Regions from separate parts of the Homo sapiens genome. Here region 2 is linked to region 1. Evidence: chromatin loops called from intact Hi-C (ENCODE). Cell type or tissue: PC-9. All regions are shown on one strand. Links, peaks and the distances in the headings refer to the core of each region. The heading gives the core; the rest is flanking DNA. Region 1 holds the start of LINC00482 (long intergenic non-protein coding RNA 482). Region 2 has its middle 19 kb from the start of RENO1.

Evidence for each region. Hi-C counts contacts between places; a loop is a spot of excess contacts. Peaks named below come from ENCODE experiments on the same cell type or tissue, not always from the same donor. Only the 100,000 strongest peaks of a DNase experiment are listed, where the experiment ranks them.
Region 2: a loop joins it to region 1, with 4 times the contacts of the local background. A loop is called at or near these places in 5 of 110 quality-filtered maps.

What each region holds. Positions count from the first base shown.
Region 1 is chr17:81,303,566-81,315,093 of GRCh38, forward strand. LINC00482 (long intergenic non-protein coding RNA 482) reads right to left here and starts at 5,683. Exons shown (of 4, transcript NR_038080.1): 1 at 5,620-5,683; 2 at 4,065-4,279; 3 at 2,101-2,252; 4 at 1-1,797. TMEM105 (TMEM105 long non-coding RNA) reads right to left here. Exons shown (of 3, transcript NR_165247.1): 2 at 10,843-10,916; 3 at 7,700-10,420. RefSeq lists an enhancer at 6,047-6,106. In PC-9, for the core only: CTCF peaks have their summits at 5,867 (motif pointing right) and 6,067; a DNase peak (open chromatin) is centred at 5,796; H3K4me3 peaks cover 1,079 bases; H3K27ac peaks cover 1,054 bases.
Region 2 is chr17:81,359,057-81,370,584 of GRCh38, forward strand. No RefSeq gene overlaps it. Among named protein-coding and RNA genes, the nearest start is that of RENO1, 19 kb to the left of the region's middle. RefSeq lists enhancers at 6,385-6,972, 6,973-7,558. In PC-9, for the core only: no CTCF peak of the experiment used is centred there; DNase peaks (open chromatin) are centred at 6,205 and 6,865; H3K4me3 peaks cover 1,242 bases; H3K27ac peaks cover 624 bases.

The DNA.
Region 1 (11,528 bases), core at 2,349-10,348:
GGGAGGCCTGGAGACCGCACCACCGGGCCGTGCATCAGGATGGGGGACACCTGGCAAAGCCCAGCTGTTCTGTGCCAGCCCTGAGAGACCTGCAGCCAGCTGGCCAAGGTAGGGGGTTGAGCCTCCCCTCCCCAGGTGGCTCCGGGACCCAAGGAGAGAGCCCAGGAGGGCCGGCTCCGCCCACCCTCCCCCTTTCCTGGGAGGTGGGGAACAAGAACAAGGGGCTGGGTTGGGCCACCCACATCTGCTCCCCGGCACCAGCCTGGCTCAGACACCCTCCAGCCCGTCGCTCGCTCCAGATGAGGAGGGCCACAGGGTATTTTCCACGAGGAATTTAGAAATAGCTGTCGGCAGAGCCTTGGTAGGCAGGCTCCCTGTACCCAGGACCCTCACACCCACGTCCCAATTGCCCCACCAAGGGGGCCTGTGACTTCCCAAGGGACTTCCCCCCAGGGGGACTCCACGCCCCCCTTCTCTCTCTGCATGCCAGGGTAGAGTTGTGGCCCCCAAAATTCACATGTTGAAGTCCAGGACCTCAGAATGGGACCTTATTGGGAAATAGGATCACTGCTGACTATACTTAGTTACGATGAGGCCGTGTTGTGTGGTGGGCCCTATCCTCGACGACAGTTGCCCCACAGTAGAAAGGGCAGATCCAGACACCAACATGCACACAGGGAGGACCCGTGTGGACATGAGGGCAGAGGTTGGGCGAGGCGGCCGCAGGCCAACAGACGCCAAGGATGATCTCAGCCTGTGGAAGAGGGGGCGGCCCAGGACAGTCCGGGCTCACGGCCTCAGGGAGCCACCCCGATGGGCTCTGGCCTCGGGAACTGCGAGGCAGTTTCTGTTGTGTGAAGCTCCCCAGTCTGTGGACCTTGTTCCTGCAGCTCGGGAAACTCACACCGCACATCCTGGCGCGCAGGCCAGGCCGCCGCCCGGGTTTGAGGCCTTGCTGCTCCCTTGCTGCCCCCAGCCACCCGCACACTCTCACGGAGCCCAGCTCACGACACCCATGTAGTGTGCGACACTTTTGGAGAACCACAGGAATGTCCTTGATTAAAGCGTGCGCAGGGAGAAACGTGGCCTTGTTCCCACAGATGCCCACCAGGGTCCCTCACCTGCTCCCCCTTGGCGCTGGCCTTGGCCCCTTCCAGCCTGCCCCACCAGGCGGCCGCTCTGGTCCAGGGGCCTGGGTTTGGTCCCTTCCTTGGGCACTTGCAGGCGCTCTTCCTGGCCTGTCTGCCCTCTGCCCTCCCCTTTTCCTGGCCTGTCTGCCCTCTGCCGTCCCCTGCGGCATCCCCCAGCCCCAAGGGCGGTGGTCCCATGGCCAGACGGGATTCCTGTTGGGCTCCCGAGCTCTGGAAATGCGGCCGCTGCTCTGCAAATGTGCCTTCTCTGGGCCCTTCCGCCCTTCGAGTCCATCTCCCTCCCTGGCCTCCACGGTAGGTCCAGGTGAGCAGGGTCCCCTGTGGCCCCCACAGTCCCCTTGTGTCACCAGGCACCATCTGTCCCAGCCTAATTGCTGGAGCTGCTGACATCTGGGCCGGCCACAGTGCCTTCGAGGGCCTGGTTGGTCTCTGAGGCACGGCATCCTGCAGCTGAGGGCCTTCCCTGACGGCTGTGCCCTCCACCAGCCAGGGCCCAGGCACAGCCCCTGAGGCAGGGTGTACATCCCTGGAGGCTGCGGTTGGGGAGGTGGTGGGATGAGCTGCCCTGTACCATGGCTGCGTGTGGGAAACAGCAGGAGGCCGGGGGAGCAGTGAACGGAGCTGGGCCCGCTTCAGGGATCTCGGCCTAGGGCAGGGGGTAGAATAAGGGAACAGAACCAAATTTGTCAGGGGGTGTGAAAGCTGCAAAGGGCTGGTCGGACAGGGAAAGGGGTTCTGGAGGGGAGGGTTTCTTTGTGTAGTGGGTGGAATGGTGGCCTCCAATATGTGATGTCCAACCAGAATCTCAGAATCTCAGAATTGGAGCAAGGGTCTTTGCAGCTGTCATGGAGAGGTTATCTGGAGATGAGGTCATCCCGGATCATCCCAGGGGGCCCTAAGCCCAACGACCCTCATCCTTATAAGGGATGGAAGAGGAGGAGAAACTCACATGAGATGAAGGCAGAGGCCAGAGTGATGGGGCCACAGGCCGAGGAGCACGGGAACCAGGGGGAGCTGGAAAGGCGGAAGGGCTCTGCCCAGAGCCTCTGGGGGCAGCAGGGCCCTGTGGACACCTTGGTTTCAGGCTCCCGGCCCTGGGAGCTGTAGGAGGACACCTGTGCTGTTGTGAGCCTGCCACCCTGGGGTCCTCCATGTGGCAGCCCAGGACCCCAGTGTTCTTTGTTCAGTGGTTCTGGGGTCTCCGAGGTGCTGGGAAGCACAGGTGTGGGGGACCTCAAGACAGGTGGGGCTTTCCCAAAGGAGCAGAGGAGGCACCTGCAGAGGGGCCCAGAGAGCACACCCGGGTTCAGCAGATGGTGTAGAGGGCGCCCGGGCAGAGGATGCACGGGCAAAGGCCCTGGGTTGTGCAGGGCGTTTATAGACGTGCATGGAGTCGGGGAGAGGAGGGCCGGCCCTGGGGGCCGCCTGGGCAGGGCTCCTGCCCGCAGACCAGACCCAGACCTGGCCAGTCCACTCTGGGAGAGTCAGGGTCGGGGGAGCAGGAGGGGGATCCGCAAGCTAGAAGGGTCTCGGGGCTGGCCAGGCTGAGGCCGCGCAGCCTGTGATGAAGGGGGCCGTGAGGGGCTCTCTTCTCCTGAGAGAATTCTAGAACCAGTGGGTGGCTCAGGCCCTGAGACTGGGCGTACTGGGGTGTGTCCATCTGGGACCCAACATGGCAGCCTCCCAGGCCTCAGGAGCTCTCTGGCCTGTGCCACGTGTCCCCAGTGCCCTGGTGGGCTCTGTCCCTACACAGCAGCTTCTTGGGTAGTAGGTGGGCTGCAAAGGGATATCTGAGTTGGGGGTCAGGGGCTGCAGCGACTTGAGCTCAGCCCAGGTGCATGGTGTGAGGAAGCTGTCCCTCTAGACGGCTCGGGGCCCTGAGCTCAGTGCTCCAGGCCTGCCCCCACGGTCCCTAGAGGGAGGCAGGTGGACAGGACATGCCTGGACAGGACAGAGCCTGGGCTGGCAAACACTTGGAGGGGGCTGGGGCTCCCGCCTGCCTCTCCCCAGCACCGTCTCAGCACAGGTGAGCAGAGAAACCAGACCCTCCCCCTCAGCCTGTTGGAGGGCAGAAGTGAACACCCCTGTCCCCCAAATCCCTGTCATGCTTTTTTGAGCCCCAGGAGGGGACACGGCATTGTCCTGGAGCCACAGCATTGGTCTGACTCTGACTCGCATTCGATGATGGTGGACCCGTGGGCAGGTCACGCTCCTCCCTGGGCCTCAGGAGCCGCCCAGTGCCAGAGCCGGGGGCACAGCATGGCAAATGTCATTCCCAGCCTGCCTGGCTGCCTGGCAGCTCTCGAGAGAAGCCCACAGCCCCGCTCCTGTCTCCCTGCTTCCTTTGAGTGAGGCCCGGCCTGGCCCTCTGCCGTGTTCAGGCCACCAGCACCGGCTGCACAGCCAGCGCCCACCAGAGTTGACTCCTCGGGCCTCTGAGCACCTTCCCACTGCCTGGAGTGGCCGGCTGACCAGCGTCCATGCACTGCCTTCCCCACCCAGAGGCATCTCCCTGTCATTGTTGAGTGCGCAGTTCCCAGCTAGCAATCACCTCCCCATCCTCACGAGCACCGGGCATGGTCCTGTGACTACAACCTGAGCAATATAAGCAGAAGGGCTGGGCCGACTTCATGGCTTGCCAAAAGACCCTCCCCCTCCCCCTCCTCCTTCCCTTTCTCTTCCCCCTTCCCCTTCCCCTTCTCCCCCTTCCCCTTCCACTCCTCTTCCCCTCCCCCTCCCCCTTCCCCTTCCCCTTCCCTTTCTCCTTCCCCTCCCCCTTCACTTTCCCTTTCTCCTTCCCCTTCCCTTCCCCCTTCCGTCCCCCTTCCCCTTCCCCTTCCTCTTCCCCTCCCCCTTCTCTGAATCAGGGTCTCACTCTGTCACCCAGGCTGAGGTACAGTGGTGAGATCATACCTGGGACCACAGGTGCACATGGCTAATTCTTGTATTTTTTGTAGCGACAGGGTTTTGCCATGTTGGCCAGGCTGGTCTCAGACTCCTGGGCTCAAGTGATCCACCAGCCTCGGCTTCCCAAAGTGTTGGGATTACAGGTGTGAGCCTCCATGCCCAGCCCCAGCTGAAAGCTTTTCAGTAGTCTTTTACCTTCCCTCCTTTCTCCTTCCTGCTGCCTGGAATGCAGATGCAATGGCTGGAGCTCCTGCGGTTGCTATGGAACCATCCTTGACTTCTCCCTTTCAGTCACACCCCTCATCCAATCTATCGGGAAATTCTGTTGAGTCCATGTTCAGATATCCACAGCTTGGACCACTTCTCCCCACTTCCTGTGTCTCCACCACGATCCGGGTTATCTCTCTCCGGGATCGTCATGTTCTCCTCACTTCCGTCCTGGCCTCCCCATGGTCTGTTCCCACCCAGCAGCCAGAGGGTGAGACCATGTCAGCCTCTGCTCAAACCCACCCTCAGCCCAGGTCCTCACAGGCACCCTGCAGGATGCGCCCTGCCTCCCCTCGGGCCCTCCCAGCACCCCCTAGCTCACTGCCTGGCAACCCCACTCCTGCTGGTGGGCCTACAAAAGCTCTGTAGCATTTGCTGAGGAACAAATGAAACCTGGACCCCAGGGATGGAGGCCGTGGTGGGGGGGCACCATGGAGAGGGGGAGGCACTGTAGAGGTGGGGACACCGTGGAGATGGGGGGGGCGCCGCCCCAGCCCGGCTGCCTGCCCACCACCCATTGAGCAAGCCTCTGGTATTTAAGCCACTGTTTGATTTAGGGCCCAATGAACGAAGCCAGCCAATAGCAATCTCTCACTGTTACCCTCTCCATTTTATAGATGGAGAAACCGAGGCTCAGAGAGGCAACGCAGTGTGCTCAAGGCCACAAGACTTCTAGGTGTGGGCCTGGGCTGCATGCAGGGTGAAGGTTATCATGACCCCCAAGCTCAGGGCACCCCAGGGATGCAGCTCTGACCCCTGCCCTGAGGATGGGACACTCCAACCCTTTCTCTTTTTTTTTTTTTTTTTTGAGACGGAGTCGCACTTTGTTACCCAGGCTGGAATGCAATGGTGAGATCTCAGCTCACTGCAACCTCCGCCACCTGGGTTCAAGTGATTCTCCTGCTTCAGCCTCCGGAGTAGCTGGGATTACCGGCATCTGCCACCACACCCAGCTAATGTTTGTATTTTTAGTAGAGATGGGGTTTCGCCATGTTGACCAGGCTGGTCTCCAACTCCTGACCTCAGGTGATCCGCCCGCCTCAGCCTCCCAAAGTGCTGGGATGACAGACGTGAGCCACCGCACCCGGCCAAACACCCCAACTCTTTCTGCTGCATTGAGTCCAGCAGGGTGCCCTGAGGGACTGGCCCCGGGGACATTTTCAGCCACTTTAGGGAAAAGAAGACGTAATGCTCACACTAACCGCCCCACACCCGACTCCAGGCTGGCCTGGCGCCATACCCTCGGGGTCTCCAAGAGAGGCAGGGCTGGTCCCCACCCACCACCTCCCCTCACCTTGGTCTTGGTGTGTGGAGCCCTTGGCCAGGTCCCAGGCAGTCGTGGGTAACACCGCAGACGTGTGTTACCCAGGGCGGGGCCCCTGAGAGCTGGGGTGGTTCAGAGCCCGTCCCCACTCCGGGAGCAACGTCAGGGCGGGGCGGGGCTGGACGGACAATGTGACCTTTGCAATGTCCCCGAACAAGAACTGCAGATGGTAATCACGGCCACCAGGAGGAAACTTCCTCTGAATCTTCCACTACCGTGGTGTAACTAGGGAGGGTGTTGGAGCATTCAGCGAGATAAAAAGCCTGCTTTTGTCTACACTTTTTCCGTTTTCTAAAAATTCCAGACACAAGGGGAGAGCTGCCCAAACACAGAGGTGGAGAGGAGCCTGTCCGGACACAGGGACACAGGCAGCTCCGGCAGTGACCACTTGGGCCTCAGAGAAACTCACAGGTGGCCACTACTCCTGTTTGGAGCTGGAGGCAGATCATCTGGGGCGCCTCGGGGTAGGGAGGAGCTGGTGGACAGCACGCCCCACTTCTTCCCCAGCCCCTCCAGGGGGAGCTGCCATTCCGCAGCTGGTCCACCCAGCCCCAGGAAGGGGGAGGCTCCCCAGGACAGTAGCCCAAAGAGCAGAGGGTCTCCCCGAGAAGGTGCACCCCAGGCAGGGCTTATCCACATACCACTAGGCTGGGGGCCCTGCTCCGGGGGGTTGGGGTGGCTGGAACCTTAGATGGTCCCATCCTGTTGGGGGGCTTCCTGGGCCGCTTTGCTGCTCCCAACTGTGGAAGGTTCTCTCTTGCCTTCCCTTTCCTGCTGTTAGAAGCACCCCAGCCCCTCCAGGCAGCCCCCAGGGCCCGAGTGATGAATCACTGACTTCTTGCCAGGCTCCGGTCGTGATGCGGGGTGGCAGAGGGATGTGGGCAACGCAGCTGGGAGTCCCGGGGCACAGCCGGGCTCTCTCCAGGCTCCCCATCCAGCAGCTGCGCACCCCCCCAAACACACGCCGGGCTCCCCGCACCCGGAAGCTGCCCACAACCGGCAGGACAGGTCGGTGGGCCCCGGGGAGGAATGCAGGAATGCTGCGTGCCCAGGCGAGGGGCCCTGCGCCCGCCCAAGGGGCTCTCCAGCTGCGCAGGGGCCGGGGCGGATGGAGCCGGGGTAATTAAAGCTGGTGACAGCTGAGGAGGGATAGAGACAGGAACACAGGTGGGGTCCCAGGCCCCTCCGCTTGCTCCCCAGGCAGAGGGCTGGAGCGGCCCCCAGGAGAGTGCCACCTTCGTGGGGCAGGAAGAGAAGGTTGCAGGGGCACTGGGTGTCAGTGGACATTGAGGTCTAGGAGAGGCCAGCTCTCAGCTGCAAAGGGCAGGCAGAGTCACCATGTGCCGGGCCTGGCCGGGCCCTCCCAGTTCCCATCCAGACACCCAGACACCCAGACACCCAGACACTGGTCTCGTCCAGGCCATCACGTGGTCAGGAATGGTGTCTGCCTTTGATAGGTGAGGACCCGGGTGCTGTAGGATCTGCTGCTCTAAATGAAGGCAGGCGGTGCTGCCCCAGCGGGAGGACAGCAGCTCCAGGCCTGACAAGGCTCTAGGCCTCAGCTTCCTTATCTCTCCCGAGCCCAGGTTGACATCCCTTTCCCACCTTCCACAGCCAGAGGACTAGACAAGTGTCTTCACCGGAGCCTCGTTTCCTCATCTGAAATATAGCGCTAACCACCCCTCCCTCCCGTGGCTGTGGCAATAAATTAAATGAAGCCCACAGAGGACCTAGCACACAGTACGTGCTTAATCAATACAGAACCCCTCCCCCAGCACTGCCCGCCCTTCCCCTGGAAGCAGCCACGCTTACCTCCACCACCTCCTCTCCATGGTCATCAAACACTCGTGACAGGCCGGCCTCCCCCTGCTGAGACCCTGAGAGGTCCAGGCCTCTGCTCCTCGTCTCTGCCACGCCTGGTGTCATGAGGGTGAAACAGGCCCTTGGGGGACGTTCGGACTGGCTTCCTGTGATGGCCGCCAGCATTAGTAGCGTTGTTACTGCTGCCTGGACACACACAGACGCCTCACAGAGCAATGCAACATGTGGGTGAAGTTTTCAGATAAAATCGGAGATTTAATAGAATTCCCGCAGGGTGCTGAGCTCCAAACCCAGGCCACACATGGCACACGCAGGGCCTGTCAGGGCTGGGGCTGATGACCAGGGTCAAGGGGATCCCAGGGCCCTCCAGCTCTCCCCCAGCTCCTGATGTGGAGGGGAGGGAACTCCCGCTCACCCCCAGAGAGAAGGGAGTCCACACACCGCATCTGAGCTGGCGGTGGGCAGGGTACCCACCTCGGTGAGCAGCCTGGGGTGGGCCTGGGGTCAGGCTGAGGTCCCGGTGACAAAGGCTGGGGAGGTGGATGCAGACAGCCTCCACTTTCACCATGGCCTCCCTCCTCTGAGGCCAGGCCTGGGATGCTTCTGCCCCACAGCTCCGGTCCACCTGCCAGGCCTGTCCGTCCTTGGATGAGGGCAGGGAGAGGTGGGGTGGCCACTGGCAAGTAGAGACTTCAAAAGTGCACGGTGGCCCTTCCACGCCCTTTGCTTCTTAGCCCCCAACCCTCTGCCAGGCTTTCTCCCTTTTTCCCACGCCCCGCACAGACAGGTATCCTGCCCTCAGCATCTCACAGGGGTGAGTGGCAGCCAGGAGCAGCAGCAGATGCCTGTGGGGAGATGAGACGCCCTCAGCTCCCAGGCCCCGCTCCTGGGGAAAAACAGGGCCCCAGGAAGGTGCCCCAACCGTTCCTGGGGGCCCCAGCCCCGAACAGGGGGTCTTGAAAGGGAACTCTTGTGTGGTGAGTGCCCCCTGAGGGCTGAGCCACAAGGTCACCTTGATTTCTCAGCGGACGGAGGCTGAGCTGGCTAGGGTTCCAGGCTGGGTGTGGGAGGGTCACCCCAACAGGCGATGCCCGAGAGGTGTCCGGGCCTGGCTTTCCACGAGGAAGAACCAGTCCCCTGTGCCATCTGCAGGGCTTGCCACACAATCTGGGGACCCGGTGCAGGAGGAGAATTCCTGGCCACTTGTTTAGGAGGCAGGAAAAGGGCCGGGCGCGGTGGCTCACACCTGTAATCCCAGTGCTTTGAGAGGCCGAGGCGGGTGTATCAGGAGTTTGAGATCAGCCTGGCCAACATGGTGAAACCCCGTCTCTACTAAAAATACAAAAATTAACCGGGTGTGGTGGTGCACTTCTGTAGTCCCAGCTACTCGGGAGGCTGAGGCAGGAGAATCGCTTGAACCTGGGAGTCGGAAGTTGCAGTAAGCCAAGATCGCACCACTGCACTCCAGCCTGGGTGACAGAGCAAGACTCTGCCTCAAAAAACAACAACAAAAACCCGCAAGTTCAGAGGTAAAATGATTAAGAATTTCAGGACAGCCTTAGCCACAGGCCCCTCTGATGCCAGGCCCTGGGCAACTGCCCTCCTCACCACCCATGCAGCCGGTCCGTTTCTCGGTAAAGACTTTTCTAGAAGTGTCAGCTATGGGTCAAGGCTTGGGAGAGGGGCCAAGAGAAGACCTAGCGGATGGCAGGAAGAGGCACCTGCTGAGCTTTGGGAAGTTCCCTTAGGGCTGATGTGGGGGCTTCCCTGCTGGGCGGCAGACCACATAGCTGTGCGGGTTCTTCTTCAGCCAAGAATCATGCATGGCTCCTGCCACTGTGTGGGACGGAACCCCGTGACCAGGAGTGGGGTCTCCTGGCAGGCAGCACACCCCACGATGCCCCCCAGGAAGCCGAGTTTGTAACTCCTCCTGTTAAGGGAGCCCTGTGGTCAGGGCCAGGACCCTCCCTCCTCTTGAAGATGCCAGCAGAGCCCTGGCTTGCAAGAACTTGATGTGTGCGTTTGCCTGACCGGGAGTCAGGCGACTGGTGTGTCCTGGACACCTGCGAACCAGGCAGACGCTTCTTCACCGGGAGCTCCGGCCCCGGTGGGGCTGGGGCTGGGGCTGGGGCTGGCCTCCCACCTGTTTGGTAGCGGTAGCATCATCTCAGCCAGCACTCAAGTACGTGACAAAGTCATGCAGAGCTGGCAGGGGAGGCACAGGAAGACCCTGTGGTCCCGGGCTACCAGAATTCTGTTTGGGGGATATGGGGTCGCTCCTGGCAGAGGTGGGGGGCATGGGAAGCTGAGCTGTTTTCCCTCGAACGTCTGCTGAAAGTTTTCTGAACAGTTCCATACCTCGTTGTAAGATCAGAGCTTGCCAGCTGAAAATGAAGGACATTCACTGTTTCAGGAGGTGGCCGGGGTGGCTGCTGAGGCCTCCGACCTCCCTCCTGCAGAGGCCACAGGCTGAGTGGGTCCCCACATTGGCCCTGTCTGGCCCTGTCTGCACCGGTGATCTGAGGACCCTGCCACCGTCAGGAGAGAACTCTGAGTCCGAGAATCTAAAGTTGACTTAAGAGGTGAAAAACACGATGAGGAGGAAGAGATGGCAGTCACCTCCCTCTAATCCCTGCACCCCGGCCCCACAGCCCCTTCATCCTCACCACCCCGCAGGCTGCCAGCGAGAGGGAGGAGGGAACCAGGTGCAGCCCCCCTGCAAGAAAGCCAGACTGCCCCCAGGCAGGCCCTTCATGTCTTCGCCTTCTTATCTTCATCTCACAGAGGCAGCTGGGCTCAGCACAGTCCCCCCAAGGAGACCGAGGTGGGGACCCCTGGGGAGACGTCCTCGGGCCCTGCAGCAGGGTGGGGGGCCGGAGCCAGGCTGTGAACAAAGACCAGGTAAGGAGATAAATCAGCTGCCCGATCACATTTCCTGCCCTGAAAGCTCCTGTAAAACATGAGAGAAAATTGACCTGTCAGGGGAATAGATGGGCCCAGATAGTGGCCGCCCGCCCCGGGCCAGCTTCCCTCCACCCATCCCACCTGCACAGAGCGCCCCTGCCCGGCCTGGGCAACCCCAGAGGGAACCCAGGCCCGGGGAGAGGTGGCCCCCATCCAGGCCTCCTGTGGGGGCTCTGCTCCCAGCCCCCACCCTTTGCATGCCCCTGACAGACGAGGCCCAGCTGCTCAAGCCCATCAGGCTATAAAACGGATGGAGACCAGGGGCGGTGTCAGCAGACAGCTAGAGTACCTTTTAAAAAATGTAATCTCTTTTTATTTCCCTCCCCTGCCCTCCCTCCTCCCTCCAGACCATAACCTCCCCGCCACCCCTCCCCTCTTCCTGCGCAGCCCTGACCTTGGTGCACAGACCTTGGTGTGGGGTGGCCGGAGGCTTCAAGGACGCCCTCCTCACCTTGAGAAGCATCGGGCTCAGCCAAGCTAGCCTGTGGGGGCAGGGAGAGAGGGAAGCAGAGCTGATGTGGACAGGCTGTACCCCCCCCAAGGTGACCCCACCACCTGCAACTCCCCCAGCACCGGGGTGGCCTGGGAGTGCCAGACGGGGCCCCTGCCTGAGGAACAGGATGGGAGGCCTCTGCAGTCAGCTCCTCCACATGACGGAGGGGCACCTCTGGCCTCCCGGGGCCGCACAGAGCCAGGCTGGCCTCCAGCTCAAATGTTCCTCACCCAATCCCGCCGCAGAGCCTCCACTCTCTCTCAGCCCATCTTATGGCTGAGGCCAGGGAGGTCGGCAGGCTCGGGAGACTACCTGGTGTCCTGTTAGTGGACACCATGCAGGGCCTGGGACCCCAGCTCTGCCTGGTCCCCACGCCCAGGCCCTGCCAGCCCTACAGTAGTACCACGTTAGAGCCCCGGCCTGCAGGGGCCATGCTGTGACGGCGGGTCCTCAAGCGGAGGGCTCCCAGCTGCCGCCAGTCAGAGGCATCAGGCTGCCTCAGGGAAGTCCCTTCTCCAATGCCTCTTTGGCCGCACAGGGAGCCCCTGTGTGTCCCCCGCCCCCCAGGGTCTCTGCTGGACAAGAGGCTGCAGCAGCCGAC
Region 2 (11,528 bases), core at 2,081-10,080, 55 kb after region 1:
GAACCTGGGAGGCGGAGGTTGCGGTGAGCCGAGATTGCACCACTGCACTCCAGCCTGGGCAACAAGAGTGAAACTCCGTCTCAAAAAAAAAAAAAAAATAGAACTAACACAGTGATCCCACATACCCTTTTCCCCATTTCCCCCAATGGTAACATCTTGCAGAACTGTACTACAATGCCCCAGCAAGGATAGCGAGGATACTGGCATAGGGATCGCCAAGACACCCAGGCTTTCCATCGCCACAAGGGTCTCGGTGTCACCTGTTTACAGCCACACCCACCAGCCCTCCATCCTCTCCTGAGCCCCGTGGTGGGATGGGCTGTTTTCTCTTAGCATAATTCTCTGGAAATCCATCCGGGCTGCGGTGTCAAGAGCCCCTTCCTTCCTTCCTTCCTTCCTTCCTTCCTTCCTTCCTTCCTTCCTTCCTTCCTCCTTCCCTCCCTCCCTCATTCCCTTCCTCTCTCTCTCTCTTTCTCTCTTTCTTTTTGAAACAGAGTGTCACTCTGTCACCCAGGCTGGAATGCAGTGGCGCTATCTCAGCTCACTGCAACCTCTGTCTCCCGGGTTCAAGTGATTCTCCTGCCTCAGCCTCCCAAGTAGCTGGGACTACAGGCACCCACCACCACACCCGGCTAATTTTTGTAGTTTTAGTAGAGATGGGGTTTTGCCATATTGGCCAGGCTGGTCTCGAACTCCTGACCTTAAATGATCCGCCCGCCTCGGCCTCCCAAAGTGCTGGGATTACAGGCGTGAGGCACCGTGCCTGGCCAAGAGCTCATTCATTTCTTTGTTGAGTGATATTCCAGGGTGTGGAGGTACCACAGTGTCTTTGACCATTCACCCACTGAAAGGCATCTGGGTTCTTTCTGCTTTCAGCTCTTATGAACAGAGCTGCTGTGTACATTGATGTTCAGGATTTTGTGTGAACATAAATCTTTGCTCTGGGACAAATGCCTAGGAATACAATTGCAGGGCTGTTTAGTAGTTACAAGTTTAATTTTTTTTTTTTTTTTTTTTTTTGAGATGAAGTCTCACTCCGTCACCCAGGCTGCAGTGCAGTGGCGCGATCTCCACTCACTACAACCTTCGCCTCCCAAGTTCAAGTGATTCTCCTTTCTCAGCCTCCTGAGTAGCTGGGATTACAGGCATGCACCACCATGCCGTGCTAATTTTTGTATTTTTAGTAGAGATGGGGTTTCTCCAATATGTTTAATTTTTAAAGAAACTGCCAAACTATCTTCTGGAGAGGTTGTGTCATTTTACATTCCCACCAGTAACACACAAGTAATTCGGTTTCTCCACATCCTTGCCAACATTTGGTTTCATGACTATTTTTTACTTTAACCATCCTGATAGGCGTGTGCTGGTATCTCACTGTGTTTTTTAGTTTGCATTTTCCTGACCACTGATGATGTTGAACATCTTTTCACGTGCTTATTTGCCATCTGTATAACCTCTCTAGTGAAATGTCTGTTCATGTCTTTAGCTCACTTTCCAATTGAATTGTTTGTTTTTTCACCTTTGAGCTTTAAGCATTCTTTACATATTTTAGATACTAGCCCTTGGTTTGATATCTGTGGTTTACAGAAATCTTCTTCCAGTCTGTACTTTGTCTTTTCATACCTAAACAGGGTTTTGTTATTTGTAGCTTCATGCTTTTGAATGACTTCCAACTTACAAAAAAGTGGTTAGAATTGTACAAAGAGCTGCTAGATCCCAGTCACCCAGAATCGCCAAGCGTTCATATTTTACCACCTTTTTAAATTCTCTGTTTTTGTTTTTTTGCTTGTTTGTTTTGTTTTTTTTTTTTACGGAGTCTTGCTCTGTGGCCCAGGCTGGAGTGCAGTGGCGCGATCTCGGCTCACTGCAACCTCTGCCTCCTGGTTCAAGCGATTCTCCTGCCTCAGCCTTCTGAGTAGCTGGGACTACAGGCGCCGTCACCACCCCCGGCTAATTTTTTGTATTTTTAGTAGAGACAGGGTTTCACCATATTAGCCAGGCTGGTCTCTAACTCCTGACCTTGTAATCTGCCCACCTCTGCCTCCCAAAGTGCTGGGATTACAGGCGTGAGCCACCGTGCCAGGCCCACTTTTTTTTTTTTTGAGATGGACTTTCACTTTTGTCACCCAGGATGGAGTACAGTGGCATAGTCTCGGCTCACTGCAACCTCTGCCTCCCGGGTTCAAGTGATTCTCCTGCCTCAGCCTCCTGAGCCACTGGGATTACAGGTGCCTACCACCATGTCCAGCTAATTTTTTGTATTTTTAGTAGAGACAGGGTGTCACCATGTTAGCCAGGCTGGTCTCTAACTACTGACCTCAGCTGATCCCACCTGCCTCAGCCTCCAAAAGTGCTGGGATTACAGGTGTGAGCCACCATGCCCAGCCATGCCAAATGGAAGTTTTCTAATTCCATTATTCCTTCTGCTGCACCCCCCATTTATGTATAAATTTTTCTAGGTTTCGCCAGAGGGAAGCCCCTTGAGCCATCTCTTGCCTTTTGACACATCTCCATCTTTTATTTATTTATTTATTTTTTATTTTTATTTATTTTTATTTTTTGAGGTGCGTTGCCCAGGCTGGAGTGCAGTGGCACGATCTCGGCTCGCTGCAAGCTCCGCCTCCCGGCTTCACACCATTCTTCTGCCTCAGCCTCCCGAGTAGCTGGGACTACAGGCACCCACCACCACGCCCAGCTAATTTTTTATATTTTTAGTAGAGATGGGGTTTCACCGTGTTAGCCAGGATCGTCTCGATCTCCTGACTTCATGATCCACCCGCCTCGGCCTCCCAAAGTGCTGGGATTGCAGGCGTGAGCCACCGCACCCGGCCTCTTTTATTTATTTATTTTAAGATGGTCTCACTCTGTTGCCCAGGCTGGAGTGCAGTGGTGCAGTCTTGGCTCATTGCAGCCTCGACTGCCCCAGCTCAAGCGATCCTCCTGCTTCAGCCTCCCGAGTACCTGGGACCACAGACATGTGACACTGATATGGTTTGGCTGTGTCCCCACGCAAATCTCATCTTGAATTGTAGTTCCCATAATTCCCCTGCATGGAGGGAAGGACCCAGTGGGAGGAATTGAATCATGGGGTTGGGTCTTTCCTGTGCTGTTTTCATGAGGTAGTAAATAAGTCTCACGAGATCTGATGGTTTTATAAAGGGGAGTTCCCCTGCACACGCTCTCTGCCTGCCTCCATGTGAGACGAGACTTTGCTCCTCCTTCACCTTCCACCACGATTGTGAGGCCTCCCCAGCCATGTGGAACTGTGAGTCCATTAAACCTCTTTCCTTTATAAGTTACCCAGACTCAGGTATGTCTTTATTAGCAGCGTAATAACAGACTAATACAGACCGTGCTCAGCTAATTTTCTGTGTGTGTTTGTTTGTAGAGACGGGGTTTTGCCATGTTGGCTAGGCTGTTCTCAAATTCCTGGGCTCAAGCAATCTTCCCACCTTGGCCTCCCAAAGTGCTGGGATTACAGGCATGAGCCACCACGCCCAGCCTGTTTCCTTGGGTGCTTCCTGACTTTCTGGCACAACAGGATATCCCAGGCTCATCTCAAACATTCCCTGCCCCAGCCCTGGATGTAGCCTTCTCTCCAAAGAACCCCTGTTCCTGTTAGTGGGAAACGGAATTTAGATCTGGGCAGGGCACCGGGTGTGCACATGACTACTGAGACTTCATTGTTTCTGGGTCCTTCTGACAGGCAGAGCTAGGAACTGTGCACACACACACACACACACACGCCTCTACCTCGCTATATCCATCTACTATATGAAAAAGCATGAAGCCGGGCATGGTGGCTCATGCTTGTAGTCCAAGCCACTCAGGAGGCTGAGGAGGGAGGATCAGTTGAGCCCAGGAGTTGGAGGTTACAGTGAGCCTTGATCCTGCCACTGCACCCCAGCATGGGCAACAAGAGTGAGACCCTTAAAAAAAAAAGAGAGAGAGAGAGACTGGGTGCAGTGGCTCATAACTGTAATCCCAGAACTTTGGGAGGACGAGGCAGGCAGATCACAAGGTCAGGAGTTTGAGACCAGCCCTGGCCAACGTGGTGAAACCCCGCCTCTACTAAAAATCCAAAAATTAGCTGGGCGTGGTGGCGCATGCCTGTAATCCCAGCTACTCAGGAGACTGAGGCAGGAGAATCTCTTGAATCGGGAGGCGGAGGTTGCAGTGAGCTGAGATCACGCCATTGCACTATAGCCTGAGTGACACAGTAAGACTCCGTCTCAAAAAAAAAAGAAAAAGAAAAGCCACACGCATTCGCACCAATACTGTAACTGTAGTCCAGCACCAGAGAGCTGACTCCAGCCTCCTCCTTTCCATGTCTGGTTAGGACCCTCATCCCCACTGACCAACACAGCCAGGCGCCTCCTTCTTTGTGACCCCCCTCGCCCATGGGAAGAAGCGGCTCCACCTCCCCAGGATGCCTCCTCCCTGCTCCCCTGATCGCATGCCTTGCTCCCCGACCTCCTATCTCTCCTCCCACCATGCAAGGTGCTAGCTGGTTCCTTGGCTCCTACTAAAGGGAAGGGAAGGGAAAACGGGAGGGGGTCGTATGCATGTCCTGCGGCTGCCGTACCAAACCACCACAAACTGAGGGCTTCAAACAACAGAAATTTGGCCGGACGAGGTGGCTCACGCCTATAATCCCAGCACTTTGGGAGGCCGAGTCGGGTGGATCACCTGAGGTCAAGAGTTCGTGACCAGCCTGACCAACATGGAGAAACCCCATCTCTACTAGACATACAAAAAATGAGCTGCGCGTGGTGGCGTATGCCTGTAATCCCAGCTGCTCAGGAGGCTGAAGCAGGAGAATCACTTGAACCTGGGAAGGAGGTTGTGGTGAGCTGAGATTGCGCCATTGCACTCCAGCCTGGGTGACAGAGCGAGACTCCGTCTCCAAAAAACCAAAAAAACCACAACAGAAATTCATTTTCTTGTGGCTCTAGAGGCCTGAAGCCTGAGGCCAAGATGTCGGCAGGGCTGGTTCTGTCTGAGGCTCTGCAGGAGAACCTGGCCCAGGCCTCTCCCCCAGCTCCTGGTGGCTCCCAGCGACCCTTGTGGACGCCACTCCCATCTCTGACTCCATCTTCACGCAGCCTTCTCTCCCCTCCAAGTGTCCCTGTGTGAAAATGTCCCTCTATAAGGATGAGAGTCACTGGATCAGGGCCTTGGTAATAAAACGAAATTCTCTTCCAGTTCAGCTGCCAACACAGCCGCAGGCAGGTTCTCTCATCTTCACTCGGTCACATCTGCAAAGACCCTGTTTCCAAATAAGGCCGCAGTCTCAGGCGCTGGGGATCAGGACTTCAGTGTACCTCTTGGGGGGACCCAGGGCCGGTCCACAGCGGGTGGAACCGCATCTGTAACAGGCCCAAGGTGCTTCCTCCTGCACCATCAATCCCAGACACCTGGGTGTGGTGTCTGAGTTCAACAGCCAGGGAGGGGCCTGGACCTGCACGGGGGCAGCCAGGACAGGGGCTGTGTTGGGGACAGGAGGGGCTGCTGGCAGCGCCACAGACACAGGACAGGGCAGGGGTGCAGGAGCCCTGCCCAGGGATGATACCCCCTCACCTCGTGACAGCTAGGGGACACTGGCTTGGGGACCCTTTCACGACACCACCAGCCTCCAGCCTCAGCCCCAAGAGAGGCTCCTGTCTTGCTTCTTCTGACCTCAGCACCGCAGTGGCCTGAGGTCTCGGGTCCAACAGGCTGGGAAGGCCAGAGCGGCTCTTCCTGGGCTGCCCAGGAGGTCTGCGAGGGGGCTTCCCCCAGTCCCAGCGCTGCCCGCAGTGTGAGCTGAGTAACCCTGAGTGAGAGCCAAGAGCTCCCAGGCTCAGTTCCTTCATATCCAGTGAAGGGGTTGACCAGAGGCCCCCACCTGAACGGGCACCTGCAGGCGCCCCTGCCTGGAGGCCGCCGTCCCAGCTCTGCCGCAGCGTGGGGCCATTTAGAAACCTGTGCTGGGCTTACAACTTAAAGCAGCGGTCCCCAACCTGTTTGGCACCCAGGATGGGTTTCGTGAAAGGCAATCTTTCCATGGGCAGTGAGGGTGGTGGTGGTTTCGGGATGAAACTGTTTCACCTCAGATCATCAGGCATTAGAGTCTCATAAGAAGGGTGCAGCCCAGATCCCTCACACACGCAGTTCACAATAGGGTTCTCAGGTTCCGCGCCTATGAGAATCCAACGCCACCGCTGATCTGACGGGAGGCGGAGCTCAGGCGGGGACGCTTACTCACCCGCAGCTCACTTGCTGACGTGCAGTCCGGTTCCTAACAGGACACCAACAGGTCCGTGGCCCAGGGGTTGGGGACCCCTGACTTAAAGGACACTCCCCGGCCCGATAAGCACCATCGCTGAGCACAGGCTGGCACGGAGGCCAGGGAGGGCTGCCCCCTGGGTGTTGCTAAGCACGCCGCCCCAGGAGGGAACCGGCTCTGGAAGCTGCTCTCACAGCAGGGTCAGCTGGGATGCTGTCGGGTTTTAGCAGGACTGGGTCAAAGCTGGCGTCTGGAACTCAGAAGGGAAATCAGACATTGCCGGGCCAATCATGGAAGCGGCCTCTCCCCAGAGAGCTGGGGAAATTGAGGCCCAGAGAGATGTGTGGAGTCACTGGTGGGACGTGACCACCTGCCTGTGTCTGCTCCAGACCAGCCCCCGTCTCTGCCCCGGGCATGGTTCTGTTTGGGGCCAGAAAGACACGGGCCTGGAGCTCAGGGGAAAGGCTGGAAAGGGCCTTGGTCCTCCCAGCAGAGTGGACGCTTATCTCCACCGGAGCGCACAGAGGCTGGACGCACACCGCCCTCTGTGCTCACGGGTTCATTTGTTTGATGAATTTGTCATAACTTGAAAGGCTCTGGTTTATATGCTAACTTCCTGTTCCAGTTCAGTGCCAACATAACCACAGGCAGGTTAATTGCGTGTCCATCAACACGCCTGGGGAGCGAGCCAAGCCCTCCCTCCCGCCTTCATGGCCACAGAGTCCTGCTGCCAGAGCGCTCCAACCCGTGGGCAGGGGCTGTGGTGAGTGCCAGCCCCACAGGAAACCCCGTGTGCCAGGTGCCACAGCCAGGCCTGCCCTGGGCTGCAGGCCCCCCGTTCTTCAGTCCTTCCTGTGAAGTCGTCCAGCTGGGGGTGGGAAGGGAGGTGCCTGTGACTGCTGGAGAGACTCATCCAGCCACCCTCAACCAATAAAATGCTCTTCACCCAGCAATTCTACTTCCAGGGATCTCTCCCACCACCGAGTCCCACCAGGGTGCCACGATGTAGAGGCAGGACATTTGTGGGAAGGTGCCGGCGGCTCCTGGGGCTGGACACAGGCTAAATGCCTGGGAGGGGGCGGCTGGGTAAGGGAGAGGTGAGCCGAGGCCATGCAGCCTGGTAGCCATCGAGAAGAAGGAGATTACGTGGACAAGTGGTTAAAGACTTTCTAGGTGCTGCTCCGGGACAAAGGTGAGGTGCCACCCCCATGCTGTGTGTGGGACTTTGCTAAAACCAGATGGGAGGGGAATGGTGCCTGGAGGGTCCCTGCACTGTATAACCTTCTATGCCTTTGAGGTGTAAAAGCAGTGTTGTTTTACCTTCCTAAACTGCTGTCACAAATTTCTACAAAGTTGTTCATGTAAAACAACAAAATTCCATTCTCTCACAGGCCTGGAGGCCGCAAGTCCAGAATCAAGGTGCCTGAGGGCCGTGTTCCCTCTGGAGGCGCCCGGGGAGGCGGGGTTGGGGGAATCCTTCCTGGTCTCTTCCAGCTTCTGGGGGCCACAGGTGCTCCTGGACTTGCAGCCCCGCATGGCTCCAGCCTCTGCCTCCACCTCCACGCGCCTTCTCCGCTCTGGGTCTCAGTCATCCTCTGGCTTTCCCTTTCTCCGATGCCTAAGTGTCATCGGATTTAGGGCCCAGCCTAAGTTCAGGATGACCTCATCTGGAAATTAGATGTCAATCAGAAGCTGGAGGTTCATGGGGCCCCCACTCTATGAATGCAGGGTCTATGTCCCGGAAGGAGGTGACAGTCCAAGCAGGACCTGGACGTCTGGACACCTGGGAACCCAGGCGTCTGAACACTTGGAGCCTGGACATCTGGACGCTAGGACACCTAGACACCCCCACAATGCCCCTTTCCCCAAGCCCAGGCTTCCCCAACTGGCCTCGAGTCCAGGGCCCACAACGAGGAGCGGGTGGTGGTAAGAAGGAAGGTGGTGGAAACCACCACTGAGGCATCGATGTGTATTTGAGACCTCAGAACCAAGTGCAGCCGAGCGCGTGGACCATGCAGAGACCAGCCGGCCAGGCCATTGGTCCCAGACTGCACCCCTGGGGAGGCCCCGCCCACCTCGTGTGGCACTTTCCCACGTGGCAACCCCAAAGCCAGCAGGTGCAGTGTTTGAGTCAGGCTGCCTGGGCTCTGTCCACAGCTGGGGGGCCTTGGACGAGGGACCTCTGGTGCTCATTTGGACAGCAGCATCATGGTGGCTGCCTCAGGGCTGGTGGGATTACCTAGCAGGACAGCCCAGGGCTCACCTTTCTTTCTTTCTTTTTTTTTTTTTTGAGACGGACTCTCACTCTGTCACCCAGGCTGGAGTGCAGTGGTGCGATCTCAGCTCCCTGCAAGCTCCGCCTCCCAGGTTCATGCCATTCTCCTGCCTCAACCTCCTGAGTAGCTGGGACTACAGGCGCCCGCCACCACGCCTGGCTAATTTTTTCTATTTTTAGTAGAGACGGGGTTTCACCGTGTTGGCCAGGATGGTCTCCATCTCCTCACCTCATGATCTGCCCGCCTCAGCCTCCCAAAGTGCTGGGATTACAGGCGTGAGCCCCCGTGCCCAGCCTCCTTTTTTTTTTTTTTTTTTGGAGATGGAATCTCGCTCTGTCACCCAGACTGGATGGAGTGCAGCGGCGCGATCTCGCCTCCCGGGTTTAAGCAATTCTCCTGCCTCAGCCTTCCTAGTAGCTGGGATTACAGGCGTGCACCACCACGCCTGGCTAATTTTTGTATTTTTAGTAGAGATGGGGTTTCACCATGTTGGCCCAGGCTAGTCTCCAACTCCTGACCTCAAGTGATCCACCCTCCTTGGCCTCCCAAAGTGCTGGGATTACAGGCGTGAGCCACCACGCCCGTCCAAGCCACCTTTCAACAGACGGCCCCGGTGGCCGTTCTCAGGTGGGACTGATCTGGTCCTGCTGCTGCCTTCACTGAGCAGCATCGGGAGAACCAGGTGGCCGCTGTCCAGGCTCTGCGCTCCCGGCCCTGCTGGGTCTGCTCTGGAGTTCAGGGCTCGTGATGGTGTCCCAGTGTGTAGGTCTGCAGAACGAGGTGGTGCAGGAAGGGTGGGCCCTGGGTCCCACCGACCAAGGCTCTGGGACTTCCTTCTCCATGTTGGACGCAGGCTCAGGCTGGAGCTCTGTGATGCACCGGTGCCCTGCTGGGGGTGGACAGGGAGCACAGAGCCCCAAGGTCCAGGGGCAGCTCTGCTCTCTGTGCCCAGTGGGCCCATGGCAGCCTTAGCGGGGAGGCAGGGTACAGAGGGGTGGCAGAGGACCCTCGCCAGAGCCCAAGGTCCCTCGCGCCCCCAGGCCTTCTCTGGGGAGACCAGGAGGCTTGGAGGTCCTGGGGCAGCTGTGAGCCCTTTCTGGGCTGGCTCTTCACATGCACAGCCTTGCTCTGGAGCTTCCCGGCCATGATCTGCCTTCACAGAAACCCTGGGGGGCCGGATGAGAAGGCTCCAGAGAAACGGGCCGTCGAGGAGCTCGCATCCAGATGGGGGTCCCTCGGCCGACTTGGCGAGGACACACAAAACACAAGAGAAATGCCCAGAGGGTGTGTCTTGTGGTCCCCAGCATGGGCCTGGTGGACCTCAGTGAGCCCTTCTTTGACCCTGGCGTGGTGGCCGCCAGTGCCTCCTCATGGCTGGCCCTGCTCCCGGTCACTGCTGGGCACCGATGACCCCCTCATTCTCCCAGGCACCCCCTGAGAGAGACTCATGTGAGTCCAATTTTCTTCTTTCTTTGTTTTTTTGAGATAGGGTCTCACTCTGTTGTCCAGGCTGGACTGCTATGGTGAGATCAGCGTTTAATGCTGCCTCAACCTCCTGGGCTCAAGCGGTCCTCCCGCCTCAGCCTCTGGAATAGCTGGAACTACAGGTACGTGCCACCACACTCAGATAATTTTTTGTTTTTATTTTGTAGAGATGGGGGCATTACATTGCCCAAGCTGGTCTTGAACTTCTAAGCTCAAGCAATCCTCCTGCCTCGGTCTCTCAAAATGCTGGGATTACAGGCATGTGCCACCGTGCCCGGCTTAGTCTGATTTTCTTTTTTTTTTTGAGACAGTCTCACTCTGTCGCCCAGGCTGGAGTGCAATGGCGATCTCAGCTCACCACAACTTCCACCACCCAGGTTCAGGTGATTCTTCTGCCTCAGCCTCCTGAGTAGCTGGGACTACAGGCACCTGCCACCACGCCTGGCTAATTTTTGTATTTTTAGTAGAGACAGGGTTTCACCATCTTGGCCAGGCTGGTCTTGAACTCCTGACCTCATGATCTGCCTGCTTTGGCCTCCACAGTGCTGGGATAACAGGCGTGAGCCACCCCTCCTGGCCAAGTCTGATTTTCAAATGAGGCTCAGCAGGGCCGGGAGCTACCTGGTCACCCAAGGGCACAGGCAGATCTGGGAGAAGGTGGTTTCCTGTGGGGTCCCGGGACCTGTTGCAGACAGAGCCTCTAGCCCTGCTCCTGGGGAGCCTCGCTCTAGATACCTGGGGAAGTCGCTGAGCCTCAGTTCCTGGGCCCCTGGTCCCTGACACCCCAGAGCCTGCCTGGCCTCCGACCCTCAAGCCTCTTACCCTTTCTTTTCCTCAAGGCTCCTCTCCTGTTTTCTAAACCTTCTCCTTCAAAACAAACCCTCTCAAGGCTGGGTCCCAGAGCAAAGATCCTCAGGGTTGGCCAGGCGCGGTGGCTCATGCCTGTAATCCCAGCACTTTGGGAGGCCAAGGTGGGTAGATCACCTGAGGTCAGGAGTTCAAGACCAGCCTGGCCAACATGGTGAAACCCCGTCTCTACTAAAAATACAAAAATTAGCCGGGGATGGTGGCACATACCTGTAATCCCAGCTACTCGGGAGGCTGAGCAGGAGAATCACTTAAACCCGGGAAGCGGAGGTTGTGGTGAGCCGAGATTGTGCCACTGCACTCCAGTCTGGTGACAGAGCGAGACTCTATCTGAAAAAAAAAAAAAAAAATCCTCAGGGTGCCCGGGAACCTACTGGAGCCAGGGACAGACACATCTGGATGGAAACTGCAGTGCCCTATGGGGTCAGGCACATGCTAGAGGCAGCCAGGTCCTAGGGGAAGAGGAAGGAGAGGTGGTGCTGGCCTAGGGGGCAGGGGTGCGGGGGACAGGGCTAAGCCAGCCATCTCTGCCAGAAGCAGGCAGCCCTTCCTGAAATGGACTTTGAGAGTTTGTGATATCATAATTGACGTCGCTGCCTGCCAGAGTCAGGAACCGGCCCAGAGTGTCATCC